Linked DNA regions of Homo sapiens: region 1 is linked to region 2. A link is an interaction called in ENCODE POLR2A ChIA-PET data of the cell type or tissue named here. Cell type or tissue: PC-3. All regions are shown on one strand. Each heading gives the region's core, and the rest is flanking DNA. Links, peaks and the distances in the headings are about the cores only.

The links. Peaks named below come from ENCODE experiments on the same cell type or tissue, not always from the same donor. Only the 100,000 strongest peaks of a DNase experiment are listed, where the experiment ranks them.
Region 1: POLR2A ChIA-PET joins it to region 2 with 8 read pairs; 3 of 35 experiments call an interaction of 5 or more read pairs at or near these places.

What each region holds. Positions count from the first base shown.
Region 1 is chrX:123,591,627-123,594,539 of GRCh38, forward strand. No RefSeq gene overlaps it. Among named protein-coding and RNA genes, the nearest start is that of THOC2, 140 kb to the right of the region's middle. In PC-3, for the core only: no CTCF peak of the experiment used is centred there; no DNase peak of the experiment used is centred there.
Region 2 is chrX:123,776,609-123,779,521 of GRCh38, forward strand. No RefSeq gene overlaps it. Among named protein-coding and RNA genes, the nearest start is that of THOC2, 45 kb to the left of the region's middle. RefSeq lists an enhancer at 1,369-2,161. In PC-3, for the core only: a CTCF peak has its summit at 1,329 (motif pointing right); a DNase peak (open chromatin) is centred at 1,323; H3K27ac peaks cover 316 bases.

The DNA of each region.
Region 1 (2,913 bases), core at 246-2,745, 190 kb before region 2:
AGTAGGCAAAGTCAGAATTCCCCTGGACATATCCTGCAGGGAGCAATGGGATGTAGCCCTTGAAATATTCCTAATGACCATCTTTTAATATACTGATTCTAAAATGATTAGAGAAGGATTACATGAAAGGTCTCTCTGGCTGATGTCTTCTATTACACAAAATGTTCTTTCTTCAAAGGTTAGCATATTCTTGTTTCTAGGACACCAGACATCAATATTTCCTGTCTGCCAACAGAACTGAAGGGTTAGAGACCCTGGGAAAATTTGTCATGTAAATTGACTCAATTAGTCTTATTTTAGTTATAACGAGAAAATGTATTTGAAAAATTAAAACTCCAATCTTTTGTTTTAATGGAGACAGTGTCTCTGTTGTCCAGGCTGGAGCACAGTGGCACAATCATAGCTCACTGCAGCCTTGACCTCCTGGGCTCAAGCAATCCTCCCACCTCTACCTCCTGAGTAGCTGAGACTACAGGCATGTGTCCACCATGTCTAATTTTTTTTATTTTTTTTAGAAATGGGGTCTTGCTATGTTGCCCAGGCTGGTTTTGAATTCCTAGGCTCAAAGGATCCTTCCACCTCAGCCTCCCCAAGTGCTGGGATTAAGGCGTGAGTCACTGCATGCAGCCTAACTCCAATGTTTTTAAAAGTTGCTCTAAGCTGATATCCTTCCCAGAATAATGACCTCTACCACCAAAATAGAAGAGAGTATTTCCTTCAGCCAACACATTTTCTGTCAAAAATAATTATACCAACCTTGAAAAGAAAAAAAAAAATCTCTATTTGTCCAGAGTTATAGAAAAGGAGTGACACTCATTTTTGATATAGAGACCAACCTGCAAATCCATTTACTCAGGCTCCCTAGTGGGGAAAGCCTGTCTGATTAGCTTAATAACGATCTGTAATGAGCTGTATTCCAAAATTTATCTGTAAGTGAACTGTTTTAGAACATATTTTCCCATAAAAACAAAGGGTGGTTAGAGTTTTTAGACCAGCTCCCAGAAGCCTATGACCTCAACCATGGGACCACTAGTACTAGTCTGTATTCTGGATCCTAAGAGCAATAGGCTGCAGTGCAGGAGAGAAGAGGAAAAAGGTCTCCTTTCCCTTCCTTTCACAGAGCAATTTAGAAAAAAATTTCCCAAAAGGCCAAGCTGAGGTGTGGCACCCTCTGTTCTGCTAATATTCCTCTCCCAGTGTCTTTTAACCTCTCTCAAGCCCCTCAAAGCTACCACAACCCTGAATGTGTGTTGGGGAAGAGGAGTACGGTAGGCTGAGCAACATTAGGGACTCAGCTATGATGGACTGTGTATAAGACATGGACACCAACTCTAGATAAACTGAGATACAGAACAAGGGCTCTGTTTATGGAACTTGGATGCACAGGTAGAGTTAGCCATAAGAGGCAGGAGAAAAATCCTACAACCAAAATCTGCACCCAAAGTTGAAGCTGTACCGGCAGCAAAGCTAATCCTGAGCTGCTGAAACACTTGTGTAGCACTGTTCGTACTCCTCCAGCCCAGGGACAGGATTGAACCCACAGTGTAAGTTTGGTGCTCAATTTAGAGAAGGTTAATGGTCCAGGTGAGATGAACTAAAGATCCATGAGGGCAATGAGTCAAGCAGGTAATAATGATGTTTATCTGATCAAAAAGATTTCTATTCATTTGGAGGAAATGACAAATTGGTCATTCTTTCAATAAATATTTATTGAATACTTACAATATGCCATGTACTACGTTAGAGGCTGGCATTACACAGTCCCTGCTCTCATGGAGCTTATATTCTCGATGAATGTGGAAGAGTTCAGAGGGACCAAATAAATCCTCAATGAAGAGGAAAAAGAGGGAAAAGCACGACTGCTCCAAAGCCACTACTGCTTAGACTTCCAAACAAGCCACCTCATGTTTTGGAGATAATTGTAAAGTATGACCTAGTCAACTATTCAAGAGTTGAATAGTTAAAATATTATTTGGGACACATTTCACCTACACTGAAACTGAGGTAAACCAAGCAAATACAAAACTCAGAAGTTTAACTTCACAAATCAGCCCAAGGTAAAACCAACTGGGCTAGGTCCTTTTTGGCAACTTTCCCACCTCTCCTTTCACCTTCAAGGAACCATCTGGGCTACCCATTGTGGCTCCCTTCCCAGGATAAGGCTTTGTCCTTTTCACTGACTTTTGCCTATGTACATTTACCTGCCCAACCTCCCAGGGCTTTCCTAGGTATAGGAAATAGGAGCATGATGGGGTATCATCAGAAATCATCCATATTTCAGTGCTAGTGTGAGAACTGATTGCCCCCTCACAAAATACCTTACCTCAACGAATATGGAAATCTCCAGAAGTCTCTGTAAAGTGCTTAACTATGAGAATTTCTCATACCACAGCTAGCTAGTAGATGTTTTAGAGCTAAGGCCTTTAGAGGCCCACTCAAACCACACTTGTACAACCACCTGCACCTTACATGTGTGTACATAACCAGGTCTAGAACCCAAAACCTTTGAAGAGTTGATATCACAATGAGTTCTCCATCCCCTAATTTTTAAAAACTAATATTTCTCAAGCTCTACATAAAAATGTGTGCCAGGCCCCATCTAAGCACTTTGCATAAATGTCATTTAATCCTCAGGACAACCTTATGAAATGGTTATTAGCCTCATTTTATAAATGAGAAAACTGACGCACAATCCTTTTAAAAGAAGGCAGGAAAAGAAAAAAAAAGAGAGAAGATGCAACAAACAGAAAATACCAGGATATCAAATGTAAACAGAACCATATTGATAATTACATTAAATGTATGGCGTAAACTTTCAAACTAAAGGCAGAGATTGTCAAATTGGATTAAAAACCAAGAAACTCATTTTCAATATAAAGAAAAAGAATAGAAAATATCCTATGCAAACACAAG
Region 2 (2,913 bases), core at 300-2,799:
AGCTATGATCGCACCGTCGCACTCCACCCTGGAGACAGAGAAAGACCCCATCTCAAAAACAAACAAAGGAACAAACAAACAAAAAACTTGGCTTGTGTCATGCTTCGAAACCCCTCACCTGCTTTTTTCTTTGCTTGTTGTTGTTGTTGTTGCTGTTAAGAGATAAAGTCTCTCTGTAGCCCAGGCTGGAGTGCGGTGGTGTGATCACAGCTCGCTGTAGCCTGGAACTCCTGGGCTCAAGCAAGCCTCCTGCCTCAGCCTTCCGAGTAGCTGGAACTATAGGCACGCACCACCATAACCGCCTAATTTTTTAATTTTTTATTTATTTATTTTTTTTTGAGATGGAGTTTTTGCTCTGTTGCCCAGGCTGGAGTGCAGTGGCATGATCTCGGCTCACTGAAACCTCTGCCTCCTGGGTTCAAGCGATTCTCCTGCCTCAGCCTCCCAAGTAGCTGGGATTACAGGCGCCTGCCACCACACCCGGCAAATGTTTGTATTTTTACTAGAGACGAGGTTTCACCATGTTGGCCAGGCTGGTCTCGAACTCTTAACCTCAGGTGATCTACCCTCCTCGGCCTCCCAAAGTGCTAGGATTACAGGCGTGAGCCACCACGCCTGGCCGTGATCTACTTTTAATTTGGACTAGTGTAACTCCTTCATGCAATAAACTGAAAAGAGTCATTTTGTCTGTCAGGCCTCTGAGCCCAAGCTAAGCCATCATATCCCCTGTGACCTGCACGTATATATCCAGATGGCCTGAAGCAACTGAAGAATCACAAAAGAAGTGAAAATGGCCTGTTCCTGCCTTAACTGATGGCCTTACCTTGTGAAATTCCTTCTCCTGGCTCATCCTGGCTCAAAAGCTCCCCCACTGAGCACCTTGTGTCCCCCACCCCTGCCAGCCAGAGAACAACCCCCTTTGACTGTAATTTTCCACCACCTACCCAAATCCTATAAAACGGCCCCACCCCTATCTCCCTTCGCTGACTCTCTTTTCGGACTCAGCCTGCCTGCCCCCAGGTGATTAAAAAGCTTTATTGCTCACACAAAGCCTGTTTGGTAGTCTCTTTACAGCTCACACAAAGCCTGTTTGGTAGTCTCTTTACACGGACGCGCGTGAAATTGTCTATTCTTGAAGTACCTCATTTAAACAAAGGTCAAGGAGTAGGCACCTGGTAGTATCAAGCCTGAAACAAAGCAATAACGTGATGTTTCACCCAAGCCCAGAGTCCTAAGATCACAGACGACTAGGCTGTGTCTGGCAAGAAGCTCCTCAGCTCCCTCTCTGCAGTTCCCTGCCCTAAGCGAATGTCACCACCTGCTGAGAGCAACAGCAGCAGTACCACTAGAGGGAGCCTTTGGTGGTAAAAGAAAGATCCCCTGGTATCTCCAACCTAACCAAGAGGGCAGAGCTTAGAGAGGATACCTTCCCTTTGGTGAGGTGACAGGATATCTGGCTTGCCACAGATATCTTTTTTTTTTTTTTTTTTTTTTTGAGACGGAGTCTCGCTGTGTCCCCCAGGCTGGAGTGCAGTGGCGCGATCTCGGCTCACTACAAGCTCTGCCTCCCGGGTTCCCGCCATTATGCTGCCTCAGCCTCCCGAGTAGCTGGGACTACAGACGCCAGCCACCACGCCCGGCTAATTTTTTTGTATTTTTAGTAGAGACGGGGGTTTCACCGTGTTAGCCAAGATGGTCTCGATCTCCTCACCTCGTTATCCGCCCGCCTCGGCCTCCCAAAGTGCTGGGATTACAGGCGTGAGCCACCGCGCCCGGCCCACAAAGATCTTTTTGACCAGACATATGCTAGCTAAGGGATGTCCAAACACCAGAATGTGAAGCCAACCTTCCATCAGACTTAAACTTTTGACAGGAGAACAAATCTCAAACTGATGAATCAGTCATGTAGCTAGCTAGCTATAGAGCTTTCAACTTAAATTAGCAGCAGCTGCCCAATGCCATGTGAAGTAACAAACTGGTTTTTGGGTTTTTTTCCCTTTGGTTTTAATGTTATGTGTAATATATACATATATATATATATATATATATATATATTTTTTTTTTTTTTTTTTTTTTTTTTTTGGTTGAGACGGAGTCTTGCTCAGTCGCCCAGGCTGGAATGCAGTGGCGCGATCTCGGCTCACTGCAAGCTACGCCTCCCGGGTTCACGCCATTCTCCTGCCTCAGCCTCCCGAGTAGCTGGGACTACAGGCGCCCACCACCACACCCAGCTAATTTTTTTTGTATTTTTAGTAGAGACGGGGGTTTCACCATGTTAGCCAGGATGGTCTCGATCTCCTGACCTTGTGATCCAAAAAGTACTGTGCAGTTTTAAAATCAGAATGGTGATAAATATATAAATTAATTTGGGAATAATTACTACTTTTGCAAAATTCAATCCTTTGCTGTCCCTCTAGATTAATTTTAGTCTCTTTTTTTTTTTTTTTTTTTTTTGAGACAGAGTCTTGCTCTGTCGCCCAGGCTGGAGTTGGAGTGCAGTGGCGTGATCTCGGCTCACTGCAAGCTATGCCTCCCGGGTTCACGCCATTCTCCTGGCTCTCAGCCTCCCGAGTAGCTGGGACTACAGGCGCCCGCCATCATGTCTGGCTAATTTTTTTTTCTTTTTTTTTTTTTTTGTATTTTTTAGTAGAGACGGGGTTTCACCGTGTTAGCCAGGATGGTCTCGATCTCCTGACCTCATGATCCGCCCGCCTCGGCCTCCCAAAGTGCTGGGATTACAGGCGAGAGCCACCGCGCCCGGCCTAGTCTCCTTTATATAGGTGTTACACAATTTCTTCATTAATATCGTATTTATGAGTCACCTATAATGTGCAAGGCACTGTTTGTTCTTGTATGCTGGACATACAAGAATATGTCCCTGTTTTCATGAAGTTTACAATCTAGCTGGGGAGG